Regions from separate parts of the Homo sapiens genome. Here region 2 is linked to region 1. A link is an interaction called in ENCODE POLR2A ChIA-PET data of the cell type or tissue named here. Cell type or tissue: PC-9. All regions are shown on one strand.

Region 1 (8,000 bases):
CATGTGCGCACACAGGCACACGTGCACACACAGGCACACACAACTCCCCTCTGCAGTGTGGCAAGTGACCCTGGAGGGCAGTTGCCTTTAGGTTCAGGCATGAGTCTCAGCCTGGCACACAGAGCCTGTCTACCCTTACCTGCCAATCCCTGCCTGGAACCTGGTGCCCCTGAACTCCATGCTGTTTCTCCTCGCCAGGCCTTTCTTCAGTCTTCTTAATCTGACATGTCTCCCCTCCACCTCATCATCCAACTCCTATTCACAATTCAAAGCCCCATCCCCTGCAACTCCAAGAAGCCTTTACAGACCCCCTAGACCTTGCTGGGTGCCCTACTCCGGATCCCACAATGCCCTGTATCTGTCTTCATCATTGCATCCATGTCTCTCTCTCTCCCACCAGCTGAGTCCCTGAGGACAGAGACCACCTCTGGGTCACTCTGTGTCCCTAGCACCAAAGACAGTGAGGTGCACGGCCATGATGAAAATGTTGGCCAAAGGAAGGAAGGATGACAAAGTCTGTCCAGCACTTAGAGCCTGAAGAGGGGTAAGTACGTTTTCTGCATCATCTCCAGGGCCACCACACCCCCGCAGCCCCGAGGAGCCGGCACGCACCTCTCGGCCAGTGTCTGCTGCTCATTGATGCCCACGTTGAAGAGGACGGGCTGCACTCGCAGCAGCATGCCACTCTGGATCTCCCGGGGCAAGGCGTCAAACAGCGGGCCCGGCAGAGGGACCCGCACGTTAAACCCGTCGCTGGAGAAAGGTGGAGAGAGGGAGAGCAGTGTGAGGCCAGAGGGCCACCGAGCAGGCTGCAGTGCCCAGGCTGGCCCTCTGGCTTAGTGATGGCCAAACTGCCAACCACAGACCTTTAAGGGAGTGGCACTAACCTAGGGGGCTGTAATCAGAGCATTTAACAAAATGAAATAGGATAAAAAATTCAGAAGAGTACCTTCCCTGAGATAAACAAAAATGAAAACCGCTCTCTGGCTCAGAGAATTTTAAACCAACACTCTACCGATTTCCTGTGATGACGGGCAGCATGTCTGCGGAGGCGCTGGAAGTGGCCTGAGTGACTTTGAAGGTCACGTTCCTCAAGTCCATGATCCCAAGGCTCATGTCCTCCAGCATTGCCAGCTCCTCCCCTGGACATGAGAGAGGGGCAGGGCTGTCAGGCAGAGGGCCCTGCTACTCTCCCCAGTCTCAGCAGAAGGCAGCCAAGCCCAGGCCTGGCTGTGACAGGAGGGGTGCAGGTGTGGCTCTGGTGGAGGGGGAGTCTCTGAGCCTCTTCCCCTGCAACTCACTCCTCTGTGAGTCAACAATGCCTCTGAAATCCCACAGCCACATCAAAACATGCATCTGGTGGAAACACGCGCCATCCCTTCCCACTATTTCTTGGGCAAGCACCAGATAGTAGGGAGGGAAACAAATACATAAACTCAGAAAGCAAAGCCAGCTCTTGAAACACGAAATGAGAGATGCTAAAGCAGCTTTGCTGTGGCCAGACCCTCCCATTACACAGGGCTTGATATCTATTCGATGTCCTCAATTTCCAATGATTAACAAATGCTTTCTATCACCTTCTCAGAATAAATAAATAATAAACAAGGGTAGGAAGAAGAGAGCCTTTTTAGAGGGCAATTTGGAAATATCTATTAAATTTAAAAATATTCCTACCCTCTGACCCAGCAACTCTCCTTCCAGTCATTCAGTAGCTGCAGAAACAGGCCCACAAGTGCCTCATGCACAGATGTCACTGCTGCACTGGTGTTTCAGGAACAACCCAAAGTCCAACAGGAAGTTACTGGTTAAGTAATTAGCATCCATCCTCAACCAGCAACAACAACAAACCAAGGCGTGTGCGTGTGTAACTGCCAGGTCTGCCATCTGGTCTGCTGTTATATATTTTGGATTTATTTCAATAAGCACGCATTACTGGTATAGTGAGAAAAGTGCCTAGCAAGAAAGGATGGAAACCACACACGCAAGTGGGGCTCCCGATCCTGGCCCGGGCGCCTCACCGTAGGTGCTCAGCAGGCTCTCGAACTGGGCCAGCAGCCCGATGGTGTAGAGCTGGCGCAGGAAGCCGTCGTCATGCAGGCAGTTCCTCAGCTTAATGATGAAGCCGCAGATGAGGGCGGTCAGCTGTGGGAGCGTGGGGTGAAGAGGTTCAGGGTCAGGTGCCTGCTCACCAAATGGCAGTCAGATCATGCCCAGCCCCCCACCGCCCCCTTCCTCTGCTGCCACTGCTCAAAGGGGCTTCAGTGGCACCTCCCATCCCTTGAGAAGCCCAGGTGGGGCATGCCCTGGCCATGGGAAGACGCCCAACAGTGGGCTTGCTATTCCTGTCGCTCACCAAGTGGGTTTGGTTTTTGGCCCAGCTTCTGACCTGACCTATACCTGGCTTTATTCCTAGGCTGGAACTTCTGGAAGCCCATTATTAATTACTCACAGTGAAAGGGTCTATCTACTCATAGAGCCATGCCACCCCTGGCTGGAAACTGAGTTAGCCCCAGCAAAAAACAGAAGTGAGAGACAACATGGTCACTCAAAGTTTCCCCAGTGGGAGATTTTCTATGGGATGAAACAGGACTCTCCAGGATGGGTGAGGGAACCTGTAGAGAACCAGCCCAACCCCAAATCACTGTTCACTTTACTAATTTGATTACTGGCAACTATTAAACTTGTTACATTCATTTCAAGGCTTCACTTCTCTCAACAATAAGAGAGTCCTGCAACAAGCTGCAGAGCTAAGGCACCTACTGTTATACGAGCAATGTTTGCACTGACAGCAAATACCTGTGTTGCCCTCACTCAACCTCTGTGCAGTAAAAAAAAAAAAAAAAAAAAACGCAGCAAAGAAGCCTGTGCCACCCATGCATGCCCTCACTATCTCCTGGGTGCAGAATCGGCAGACTCTGCAGGTGCCAGTTCCTTGGGAGAAGCAAGCATGGGCTGCCAAGGTAGTTCTCCTGACTGTGTTGAAATGTAGACCTCTCTATTAAATAACCTTTAAAGCACCACCAGGAGGAAATATGGCCATCTGGGGTCTTTTACAAGTGAAGTGAGAGGGAAGGGCTTCCTAAGCCTGTCTTTTCTGAGCTGAGAGGTGCCCGTGGTCTCCCTCGGGGTGCTCCCGGGGCCTACCGTCTGGCAGAAGACCACGTCACGGCGGTACTGCAGGCTCAGGTAGGTGGCTATGGTGGGCGCGCTGTCCTGCATGAGCAGGAATACCATGGCCTTCTTGGCCTTGTCACTCATCATGGCCACGCAGTCGGTGAGAGTGGTCAGCAGCGGGTAAAGGGCCTCACTCCATTCACCTGGGGCACAAGCGAAGGGGTCATCACAATGAGAGAGAGATTTTAAGAATTAGGTTCTGGCAATTTAACAAGTCACCTGGCCCCTAACCACTGCAGTCCTCCCACTCCCCCATCTCCACCTCATCTTCCAGCTCTGTCTGGAACCAACCCAGTCTCTAGCCCTCTAGCCCTCTAGCCCCAGCTCTTTCCAGCAACCTCAAACACCAGTTCTACTCCGGTACCTCCAAGACATGCCTGGTCTCCTGAACCTGTTGGGGACCCTAAACAGAAATACTCAAGACAATGCCTTCGGAGGAAAACAACAAAGAAGCTTCTGCAAGTCATGACGAGGCCAGAAAATGCTCTGTCCCCAGAGGCCCATCTCCTTCCACAGCCCTGTAGCACCTCCACCCGGAGAGGAAGGACACCCAGAAAGGTTCTCTGTGATCTCCCTTCTCTTGACCTGGGTATAAAGTCAAGTCAGAGACTCCTCTGCCCTTGCCAAGCCTTGTGTGCAACTGTGTTCAATTCTTACCCCTGCACACCTGGAGGAGGACTATTCCCCACAGCTCCCAAGTTTTCAGCCCTCAGAACGGCCCCACCTTGCACTCACTTCCTTCCCCACCCCCACCTTCCTTCCCCAGTACTATTTCTAGCTTAGTTTTCTTTTAGGAATATAGGGAAACTTTGACCCTATACCAAAACAACTTTTTAAAAATAGAACCTCAAGGGAGAAAAACAGGGTGAAAGATATTTTGGGTTTTGACTCTTTTTTTCCTTCCTATTTAGAAGACATTTAAAAGAGAAGACAGGCTCTCATTAAGGTTATATTTGTAACAGGTGATTAAGACCAGAAATAGGCATGTGACCATCACCACTTGGTGAATCCACCACACCAAACATGGTGAGAAGTCATGGAGTGAAGCCCAGGCAGTACATGCCCCTTAGGGTGAGGGTTCGAGCCACAGAATGCGCCAGGCCATGTCCCGGCACGGCACTCAGGGAAGGCCATGGGCTGTGGGAGCTGTGCGGCTGCCAGAGGATAAACTCTGTCTTAGATAAACAGAATCTCAGAGACCGAGAGAAGGGCGGCTTGGCCCTGTTCTCTCAAGCTGGATGGTTAGCACTTCACTGAGAAACCAACCTAAAGAAATACTGAAACATATAAAAGAATTCCCTACACTCAGTGTTTGGTTAATGCAAATGTTTAAGTATATGTAGCAGCTCAAAAGTTGGAGGTGGCCTAATTGTACATGCAGGCACGCTAACTGTTTGTGGACAGGATTTGTATCTGTAATGGAAAAAGCAGGCTTAAATTTAGCAAGTCCACAGCAGACAGGTCTTAGCAAATGAATCATGGTGACGAAGGACACTGAACTGAGAGGTGGAAAATGTGGAGGCCCGGCCCCGGCCACTGCTGAGCAGAGGTGACCACAGGCAAGGCCCTCGACCCCTCAGCCATGTGGGTCCTTTTTTATAAAATGAGAGAGAGGCACTAGATAATGTCCGAGTCTCTTTCCTCCACTAAAGTTCTCAGAGACCATGTTTTTGTTTCTTTGAAGAATTCTGTTGAATGTATGCCAATTATATGAAGTGCCTATTAAAAATGCCAAAGGCAAACAAGTTTTTCTCGCCAAACGGTTTGGGGAAAGGCAGGCAGTCTTTAAGACTATCCTTCTCTAAGAAGTACATGCTCTTAAAGCAAATGTTGCCAATTTTACTTTGCTCTTCTAGCTGTCATGCATATCATGAAAATCATGATTATTTTAATCTGAAAATGATCAAAATATACAACTGGTCTTACTTGACTAAACAAGCTCTCTCCATACAACTTTTTCACTTTGCCTATATCTCTTTAAACTAAATTCCTATGAGAACGATTGCTTCGCTACATTAGGAAAAAAATGAAAAAAAATTGTAGTATAGGAAGAATGGCTAAAAAGCACTAAGATGTTTGTCCTGGAAAAGAGGAGATATGGAACTTGGTAGAAGGTGAGTGTCGTTATCTGCCCAGAGAAGGACTCAGACATGCCTGGAACAATTTTTTAAAAGTTCAACCAAAGTGAGTTTCTTGGGCAGTAACATGATTTCCACGCAGGATCTAGTGAAGTAAAGGCACCTGGGTCACTGGAATCGGTGAAGGGTTTATACTCTGCCTCCTTCACTGACAAAGCCTTGTTATGAGAAAAAATCAGCTCAGTGAAACAATGTCCTGAGTGACGTCGCTGACCCACGTTTTTGTAGAAAACTCCTTATCTAGTTCCTAACCCGTAATGTTCGCAGACCGGTAGTGAATTCATGGGCCATACTAATTTAGATAACTTTGAAGAGCACTTTCAAATCCGTACTTTGCTTCTGCATTTTCCCCTCATCAGTAGGGGAGGGAGAAAGGGAGAGTGTGTGTGCCTTTGTAAGTGTGTATATTTTAGCCCAGATTAAATGCAGTTCTCCAGGAAAAGCCAAAAGAACTCCTTGCAAGGACCATTTTAGTCCATCAGCATCAACTGTGAAAAAGCCATCAGTGCTTCTGGAAATGTCCCAGCTGACACACAACAAGGAGGGCTCTACAGGCCAGGCATTGTCTGTGTGCTGCCCGGGGACCCATGAGACTTCCCATTAGTTCTGCAACCCTCAGGAGCCCAGAACTGAGAAGACCCCCTGAGCTTCTGTGGGGGCAGATGCACATGCCACCAGCCCTCTCTTGGCCCTAACTGCTGGGTATGGCCCCAGGCTTGGGCACCACTGAGGCTCAGGCGACAGCCAGCTCAGTCCGAAGGCACTGGCCTGCCGTGGAGGTCAGCTGAGGCATGGGCCCGGGGAGGCAACGGAGGAGGAGACCAAGATCAACTGTTTGTACATCTACCAAGGCCTCAGTAACCTTGAGGGTCCAAGGGGGTGGGGCCCAAAGCCTGCTCAAAGCGACACTGACTTTTGGGGAAAGAGAAACTGTGAAGGGGCTGAAAGCAAACTGGGAGAGTATGAGGTGTCCAATCAGATTAGCCCGCCAATGAGCTAACTTCTAAGAGCGTCCTGGGGTTGCTGCCAGGAGCTGCCACACTATGCTGACTCATGGGGCTGTATGGGTGGACAGGCTTCACTAGCAATGCACAGGAATAGCTTGTTAGCCTGGTAAATCCCACAGTCATGGACTCGCTACATTCTAGACATCAACAAAGTATCCTGCTGTCTTACATTTATAACCAGTCAGAAATATGCAAGCAATAGACTGACCATGCAGCTGATTTTTGGAATGTAAGAAAAAGAACATCAAATCATATTATTTGGGGGACTCATGCTCAAAACCACAAGCCATACCCAGGAAACTCAATATGAACTAGATCAGGGGTCAGCACACATTTTCTGTAAAGAGCTAGACAGTAAATATTTTAGGCTTTGAAGGCCACGGGTTCTCTGCTGCAACGAACTCTGGCACTGCTGCACAAAAGCAGCTGCAGACAATACATGAACAAGTGGGCAAGGTTGGTTTCTAACAAAACATTATTTATAAGAGCAGACTGTGGACAAGATTTAGCTCAGAGCTGTAGCTTGCCAACCCCTGAACTAGAACCATAAACATTGGTTTCTACATGCAAAGGAAGCAAAGAGATTACATTTCTGGTACTAACTGCAACTGAGGCCCATAGCAATGTCTGGTAAGAATTCTAAAACTGCACCCAGGAAGTCCAGATGTGTACCTCCCTACCTCAGGTCAACCACTTCAGGAAGCCCAACACGCTCATCTGTAAAGACTTTAGAATGTAAGAGTAAAACAAATACATGTGGTAGTCTGCCTCAGGCCACAATTTCCTCAGCCCAACTGGTCCCTCATCAAACCTGCGAAAAGTGTTTTATGCCTCACAACGAAGGAGGTCCTGGAATACTTTCCCAACTCTGGGATCATAAGGCAATCTTTTGTAATTTAGCTACAAAACACTACCTGAGTATCAATTAAAAGGGCATCAGCAGGAGCCTTGAACGGAAACCACGTACCTGGGCTGGACTCTTCAGGAGGGGGACTGCAATCTGCACAGAAATGGAGGGCGACATGGATGATTAAGGAGCAGCACACAGTTCAAACCAAGCAACTCAATCTCAGAGCAGCAGCTGCGTCAGCAGCTTGCAGTAAGGCGGCTAACAAACAGAAAAGAGGTCTGGGTGCCTGGCTGCCTCTTCCCCAAGAAGGCTCACGAAAGTACTCTGGCTGCTCCAAGGCAGCCAAGCCCTCTCAGTGGTAAACAATGACAGATTCCCCAGCTTAAACATTCATGTTGCCAATAGTTCAACATAAAATGCTCTTCGGGATGTGCGATCTAGCTTATTACAATGTGATAAATGCCACAGAAAAAAGCACCCACATAAATCACATTGTAGTGGCAGAGCCCCGCGTTGGCTTGCGGCATCTGGAAGCAAACTTGTAAGGAGAGAGACTGACCAGTACACGGCGTGTTCCACGGTCAGTCCCACTGCTCTGATTCACCGGGGAAGCCTGGGCTCAGGATCGACTGCTGAGATCCAAAGTGTTAAGATCCAGGAATGAAACCAGTATACCAAAAAAAACTCTATGCCAATCTCCCAAATTTAAAACAAATGTTAAGTTTTGTGATTTAGGGGTAGTCTCCAATTAGAATGTCCCTTCAGGTCCTCAAAGAATACCACTTTTGATTCCATTTCACCTATACTAAGTCACACTGGGATGTACTTACT
Region 2 (8,000 bases), 1.8 Mb after region 1:
CCTTAAGAAAACCGTATTATAGGTGCTGGGTTACAAAGTCCACAGGGGCCATGAGAGGGCCCTACTCACCAGCTCCAGCTGCTTTTTCTCATGGGGAAAAGCCAGGGGCCCCAGAGCAGACCAGGGACTCCCACCACCCAAGAAGGAGTCCTCTGCATCTTACTCAATGAGTCTCCCAGGAAGGTCCAGCCTCTGAGATCCCAGGGGCCCAGGATGTTCCCGCGCTCTCAGGCCCTCCCATGGGAGAGGTGCGGGCTGGACTGACTGGAAGCCACAGGCTTGGGCCCTGGGTCCACACCTGCAGATAGCTGAGCACCCTGATTTCTTGGCGATTCTCTGCTCTTTCCTCCCTTCACCCAAGCTCCCGCAGGATTAAGCTGGCTATTAATAGTGCTGACCTCAACCACCGGGATGAGTGGCAGCCAGCCCAGCAAGAAGGCAGAGCCAGGGCAGGAGAGGAACCAGCCAGAGTGACAAGCCCCTGCCCTCTAGCCTCGGGGAGGGCAGCTGGGTTCATCCATAATCCTAAACAGGGCTCATCTATGTTGCTCCCTTCCTCCCAGAGACACAGCTGGCAGTCAGGGCAGTCAGTCCAGGCAAAGGCCAGAAGACCAGAAGGCTGCGGTGGCCCAGCAGGCAGGCCATACACTCTATACTCGCTAGACTCTGAGACAGAGTGAGACCCTGTCTCCAGAAAAAAAAAAAAAAAAAGATTACAGCGATTAAAACAGTGTAGTACTGGGCAGGGCACTGTGGCTCATGCCTGTAATCCCAGCACTTTGGGAGGCCAAAATGGGCGGATCACTTGAGGTCAGGAGTTCAAGACCAGCCTGGCCAACATGGTGAAGCCCCATCTCTACTAAAAATACAAAAATCAGTTAGGCATGGTGGCACAGGCCTGTAATCCCAGCTACTCAGCAGGCTGAGGCAGGAGAATCACTTGAACCTGGGAGGCTAAAGTTGTAGTGAGTTGAGATTGCACTACTGCACTCCAGCCTGGGCAACACAGCGAGACTCTGTCTCAAAAACAAGCAAACAAAACAAAAACAGTGCGGTACTGGAGAGAACAATGGACAGAAATATTTATTTTACTTCAATTTTTTTTAGACAGGGTCTCATTCTGTCACCCAGGCTGCAGTACAGTGGCACAATCACAGCTCACTGCAACTTTGACTTCCTGGGCTCAAGTGAACCTCCTACCTCAGCCTCCCAAGTAGCTGGGACTATAGGGCATGCCACTAAGCTCAGCTAATTTTTAAAAAAAATTTTGTAGAGATGAGGTTTCACTATGCTGCCCAGGCTGATCTCGAACTCCTGGGCTCAAGCGATCCTCCCACCATGGCCTCCCCAAATGCTGGGACTGTAGGCGTGAGTCACCATGCCTGGCTTATGGACAGAAATAAACTCCAACAAATTGGGAATACTGTATATAATAAATCTGGTATATTAAATTGCAGGAGAAAAGAGAGATTATTCAATGAAAGTTACTGGGCTAACTGGTCCAAAGTCACTGTTTTATACCAGACTTATAAATCCCTAAGAAAAACCACTAGCTTAATTTTAAATAGAAATACAATAAATACAAACAAAATATAAGGAAATACAAATTTTCAAAATGAACTCATTTTTTACCTATCATATTAGTCAAGATTTCAGAGATTGGTACTCTCAGTGTTGGCAGGAGAACTACCCACCGTTGGAAGTTCAATTTTTACTTCAGAAATTTGGCAGTATGTGCCAAAATGTAAAATATGCAAGACCTTGGACTCTGCCATTTCTCCCAACCCTAGGAAGTGACCTTAATACAAAGGAAACACCCAGGCCAGCATGCAAGGTGTGCCCAGGAGGGCCTGCCAATGTTATTTGTAACAATATTGCAGGGCTCTTAAAAAGGCTGACTCAGACATGAATTTATCTCAAGAGACGGTGATTCACTATTTGTGTAAAGTAAAAAGTTCCAAAACAGTAGAGTAGGAAGGACTGCTGGTTTCCTTCACTTTTGCTTAATGCATTTTATACTTCACATGCTATTTTTTATTTTTACTCTTCTAATTAGACACTATTTTCATATTGGGGGAGAAGCAATATCATTTGTTGCTGACTTGGTAGAAGAAAATACACCAAAATATCCACATTTTGGATGATGGGATAAGAGTGACTTTTTTTTTTTTTTTTTTTTTTTTTTGAGACAGAGTCTTGCTCTGTTACCCAGGATGGAGTGCAGTGGTGCGATCCCAGCTCACTGCAACCTCCGCTTCCCAAGTTCAAGCCATTCTCATGCCTCGGCCTCCCAAATAGCTGGGATTACAGGTGCCTGCCACCACGCTGAGCTAATTTTTTGTATTTTTTAGTAGACGGGGTTTCACCATGTTGGCCAGGTTGGTCTGGAACTCCTGACCTCAAGTGATCTGCCCACCTGGGCCTCCCAAAGTGCTGGGATTACAGGCATGAGCCACCGTACCTGGCCATGTGACTTTCATTTCTTAATCATTTTCCACTTTTCTAAGTTTCTCTAATACACTACTTTTTAAGAACTTTTTTTTTTTTTTTGAGACAGAGTCTTGCTCTGCCACCCAGGCTGGAGTGCAATAGCACGATCTTGGCTCACTGCAGCCTCTGCCTCCCAGGTTCAAGCAATTCTCCTGCCTCATCTCGAGTAGCTGGGATTACAGGAGCATGCCACCATTCCTGGCTAATTTTTGTGTTTTTAGTAGAGACGGGGTTTCGCCATGTTGGCCACGCTGGTTTCAAACTCCCTACCTCAGGTGATCCACCCACCTCAGCTTCCCAAAGTGCTGGGATTACAGACGTGAGCTGCCGCGCCAGGCCTATCTTTACTTTTTAAAAATTATTTTTATCTTTTTTTTTTCTTTATTTGAGACAGAGTCTCACTCTGTTGCCCAGGCTGGAGTGCAGTGGCGTGATCTCAGCTCATTGCAAGCTCCACCTCCTGGGTTCACACCATTCTCCTGCCTCAGCCTCCTGAGTAGCTGAGACTATAGGCGCCCGCCACCATGCCCGGCTAATTTTTTGTATTTTTAGTAGAGATGGGGTTTCACCATGTTAGCTAGGATGGTCTGGATCTCCTGACCTCGTGATCCACCGCTTCAGCCTCCCAAAGTGCGTGAGCCACTGCGCCTGGCATTTTTATCTTTTTTTAGAGACAGGGTCTCTCTCTGTTGCCCAGGCTGGACAACAGTGGTACAATCATAGCTCACTGCAGCCTAGAGTTCCTGGGCTCAAATAATCCTCCCACCTCAGCCTCCAGAATAGCTGGGACTACCGGCACATGCTACCACGCCCAGCTAATTTTTTTATGTTTTCTTTTTTGAGACAAAGGTCTCATTCTGTGGCCCAGGCTGGAGTGCAGAGTGACACGATCACAGCTCACTGTAGCCTCGGCCTCCTGGACTCCACTGATCCTCCCACCTCAGCCTCCCAAGTAGCCTGGATTACAGGCCATCATGCCTGGCCAACTTTCGTATTTTTTGTAGAGATGGGGTTTCGCCATGTTGCCCAGGTTGGTCTCAAACTCTGGGGCTACAGGAATCCTCCTGCCTCAGCCTCCCAAAGTGCTAAGATTACAGGTATGAGCCACTGCACCTGGACTTCGGTTTTACTTCTTTAAATTTTTTCTGTGTTCATTCTATAATACATGTACTAGTATAACAGCACATGTACATAATTTTTGATTGAATGGAGGCACAAACTAAAAAGAAAAAAAAAGGTTTTAAAATAGGGGCAAGATGAAAAGCTTGAAGAGCTCCCTTTAGAATACCCCGTAAATGCTGGGCACAGTGGCTCATGCCTGTAATCCCAGCACGTTGGGAGGCTGAGGCAGGAGGATCATCTGAGGTCAGAAGTCTGAGACCAGCCTGGCCAACATGATGAAATCCTATCTCTACTAAAAACACACAAATTAGCTGGGCGTGGTGGTGCCCACCTATAATCTCAGCTGCTCAGGAGGCTGAGGCATGAGAATCGCTTGAACCCGGGAGGCAGAGGTTGCAGTGAGCCAAGACTGCAACACTGCACTCCAGCCTGGGTGACAGAGCCAGACTCTATCTCAAAAAGAAAAAATAGCCCCATAAAGATAGCTATGCCTCAGTTGCCTCTTCGCACAGGACATGGTCAACCTCCCCCTGCCACCAACCTGTCTGGGTGACCATGTTCCCAGGAGAGAGTTGCCCTACATCTACTGTCAATCCCACTCTTCCTAGGAGGAAGCTAAGGCCCAGAGAAGTCATGCCCAGGGTCACACCCCAAGGGGTGATCAGGCTGGGATACAGAAATGGGACTTCTGCTACAGATAGCCTTCTTCCTTTAATACAAGCCCATAGTGGGTGAAGCTATTGACAAACTGATGATGGGGACTCTAAGACTGGCCCCTCACCCTGGGGACAGGTCTTTATGCCTCTGATTTTCCATTTAGCTAGTAGTCTCTAGATTTTTAAGCTTTTACTATGGAAAATATCAAGCATCTACAAAAGTAGAGATAATAATCTAATTACACCCTCACCTAACAATTAACAGCTCCTCATGACCAGCCTTTCTTCCTCGCTACTCCCACTTGCTCTACTCACTGATTTTGAAGCAAAGCCCAGGTTTTATCTGTAAACATGTATACATTTTACCTGAAAATATTTAGTATTTCAATATGTATCTCTAAAAGATAAGGACTTTTTTTTTCTTTTTTTTTGAGACAAGGTCTTGCTGCCACCCAGGCTAGAGTGCAGTGGCACGATCCTAGCTCACTGCAGCCTCGACCTGCTGGGCTCAAGTGATTCTCCCGCCTCAGCCTCCTGAGGAGCTGAGGCAACAGGCATGAGCCACTGCACCCAGCTAATTTTATTTTATTTCATTTTATTTTATTTTCGTAGAGACAGAGTTTTTTTCTGATATCGGTAACAAAAGTGGAAGGAAGAAAACTAAGATCACTTATAATCCTGCCTTCCAAAGATAACTACTGTTAACTGTGTATTTTCTTTGGTGTTTTAAAATGGATATATATAGATAAAATATTTCCACCACAAATTGGATCACATATATTGTTTTGTACGCTGCTTTTTAAATTCTTTACATTCTTTGTATTTTCCCATGTCACTAAAAAGTTTTATAAAAAACAGAATGACTTCATAACATGTCATTGTACAGATGCATACACAATCCCAGTCCCCATTGGGCTCTTAAATTGTGCCTTCTCCCCGTTTTTGCCATATGAATATCCTTGTGTATAAATATATGTAACTGTATCTCCATGTCCTTAAGATAGGAGTCAAAGAAAGGGTTTTGTGTGTTTAACTTTCTGAAGTTCCCTAATAAGTCAGTTCAGACTTAATGCTTCCTAGAAGACACAGTCAGGACAATTAGGAAATCAGGCATCAGGAGACCAAAAATGGCAGGTTTCAGAAGCTACGGCTGTCAGAAAGCAAGGAGAAAAACAAGGAACTTGAGCCATCTGCTGAAGAAAAAGAACATGAAGTGGAGAGAGGAGTGAACTGTGTCCCACCCAGACGCTGGTCCCTGGGAGCAGGATCTCTCCGTGGCCAGGAGGTGCAGGGGGTCCCAGCAGTCCTACCAGCACCATCAGCGTCCTTCTGAGTTCAGACCCTTCCAGCAAACTGCTTCTTCCTTTCCACCCAGTCCGTATTCTCAGAAGCACCTCTGGCATTTTCTCCTGGAACTGCAGAGCTGGAAGCATGGCTCACAGCCATCTCGCCCCTGCCCCAGCATCCCCTACCAGAGGTGGCAGGGAACCCCTTCCCCGCTGTACCTTTGCTCAATTGCTTACAGAGAGGCACAGCTCACTCATGGCCTTGTGAGGCTCCATTCTTTGAACCTTTTTGGCAACCAGCTAATAATCCACAGGCAAATCAACCTAAAAGTGAGACCATTAATTTTTTTTTATTTATAATTTTTAAAATAGAGACAGAGTCTCACATGTTGACCAGGCTGGTCTTGAACTCCTGACCCCAAGAGATCCTCCCGCATTGACCTCCCAAAGTGGTAGGATTACACGTGTGAGCCCCCATTCCCAGCGTGGACCACTATTAAAGAGCCCACAGGTCCCATGTTGATCCTAAAGACTTAACCGAAATTCTGTTAAATACTTTGCTGAAATACATCTATTCTGGGACTAGCTTTCCATTGCACTAACCTAGTAATCCTACCCTCCCCAACATACACAAAAGAAATGAAAATTAGCTTTTTTTCCCCTTAGTAAACCCCAGTTGGTTCCTGGTCATCATATACTGTTTCCAAATGTTTACAAACTACTAAAATCATTCCAAGGAATCATTGATGTCAAACAGAGAGGAAAACTATAGCAACAGTTGAGGTGATGCCAGAGGCTGATACTGGTTGTTAGGTGTAGGAACAGAAGGGGAGGAAGAGGACAAGAATATTACTTGCTCACTATCAAACAATTATTTTTCCTGCCATTAAAGAAAAAAAAATGATATGGTATCTTTCTTCAGTTTAACAGCGGGAAAACAATTATAGTCTCATCTGTCTCATGAGCATAAATGCCAAAATTCTTTTTTTTTTTTTTTTGAGACAATGTCTCACTCTGTCGCCCAGGCTAGAGTGCAATGGTGCAATCTCAGCTCACGGCAACCTCTGCCTGTCAGGCTCAAATGATCCTCCCACCTCAGCCTCCCAAGTAGCTGGGACTACAGGCTCATGCCACCACACTCAGCTAATTTTTTTATTTTCAGTAAAGACAGGGTCTTCTGGGCTCAAGCAATCCATTCGTCTCAGCCTCCCAAAGTGCTGGGATTACAGGCATGAGCCACCACGCCTGGCCGATGCCAAAATCCTAAATAAAGATATTGGCAAATCAAATACAGTGGTGTGTAAATAGAATAATGACACTAAGTTAGTTCTACTCCGGTTATACAATAAATTTGGGATTAGCATTAAAAAATCAATCAGTGTATTTCAGAATAAAGAAAATAGGTTATTCAATCATCTCAACAGATACAAAAAGAGCATTTGGCAAAATTCAACACCTATTCATCATAAAAATTCTTAGCAAACTAAGGGGAGAAGGGAATTTCCTTGATCTGGTAAAGGAAATCTACAAAAAACCCTACCAAAATCATACAAAATGATCAACTTTGAAAGCCTTCCCAGGAGTTCCAGAACAGCCTGGGCAACATGGTGAAGACTAAGCAGGTGATTACCCAGTTGGGCTTTGAATTGTCCTTCCTCCAGGGAAGGGAGGGGTCTAGAGATTGGGTTCAATCCTGTGGTGAATGACTTAAATCAAACATGTAATGAGGTCTGGATAAAAACTCTGGACCCCAAAGCTCACTGAGCTTCCTGGTTGGTGAATACATTAACATATCTAGACAGAGTGCCCTGACACCACAGGCAGAGGGCATGAAGCTCCTCTAGGACCGACAAAGCCTCATCCTATGTGTATCCCTCAAAATAAAACTATAATCAGGTGCGGGCATGGTGGCTCAAGCCTGTGATCTCAGCATTTTGGGAGGCCAAGGTAGAGGATCACTTAAGCCCAGGAGTTTGAGGCTGCAGTGAGCTATGATTGTGCCACTGCGCTCTAGCCTGGGCAACAGAACAAGACTCTGTCTCTTGGCTGGGCATGGTGGCTCAAGTCTGTAATCCCAGCACTTCAGGAGGCTGAGGCAGGTGGATCACCTGAGGTCAAGAGTTCGAGATCAGGCCGGGCACGGTGGCTCACGCCTGTAATCCCAGCACTTTGGGAGGCTGAGGCAGGTGGATCACGAGGTCAGGAGAGCGAGACCATCTTGGCTAACACAGTGAAACCCCGTCTCTACTAAAAAACACAAAAAATTAGCTGGGCATTGTGGCGGGTGCCTGTAGTCCCAGCTACTCGGGAGGCTGAGGCAGGAGAATGGCGTGAACCCGGGAGGCGGAGCTTGCAGTGAGCCGAGATTGTGCCACTGCATTCCAGCCTGGGCAACACAGTGAGACTCCATCTCAAAAAAAAAAAAAAAAAAAAAAAAGAGTTCGAG

Evidence for each region. ChIA-PET counts read pairs that join two places held together with the same protein. Peaks named below come from ENCODE experiments on the same cell type or tissue, not always from the same donor. Only the 100,000 strongest peaks of a DNase experiment are listed, where the experiment ranks them.
Region 2: POLR2A ChIA-PET joins it to region 1 with 7 read pairs; 2 of 35 experiments call an interaction of 5 or more read pairs at or near these places.

The regions. Positions count from the first base shown.
Region 1 is chr2:98,558,782-98,566,781 of GRCh38, reverse strand. INPP4A (inositol polyphosphate-4-phosphatase type I A) reads right to left here. Exons shown (of 25, transcript NM_001134225.2): 17 at 7,287-7,319; 18 at 3,145-3,317; 19 at 2,019-2,142; 20 at 1,016-1,142; 21 at 613-753. Among named protein-coding and RNA genes, the nearest start is that of COA5, 46 kb to the left of the region's middle. RefSeq lists a silencer at 6,290-6,461. In PC-9, no CTCF peak of the experiment used is centred here; no DNase peak of the experiment used is centred here.
Region 2 is chr2:96,780,964-96,788,963 of GRCh38, reverse strand. All of the region lies in intron 1 of CNNM4 (cyclin and CBS domain divalent metal cation transport mediator 4), which reads right to left. Among named protein-coding and RNA genes, the nearest start is that of MIR3127, 13 kb to the left of the region's middle. In PC-9, no CTCF peak of the experiment used is centred here; DNase peaks (open chromatin) are centred at 383 and 1,873; H3K27ac peaks cover 3,921 bases.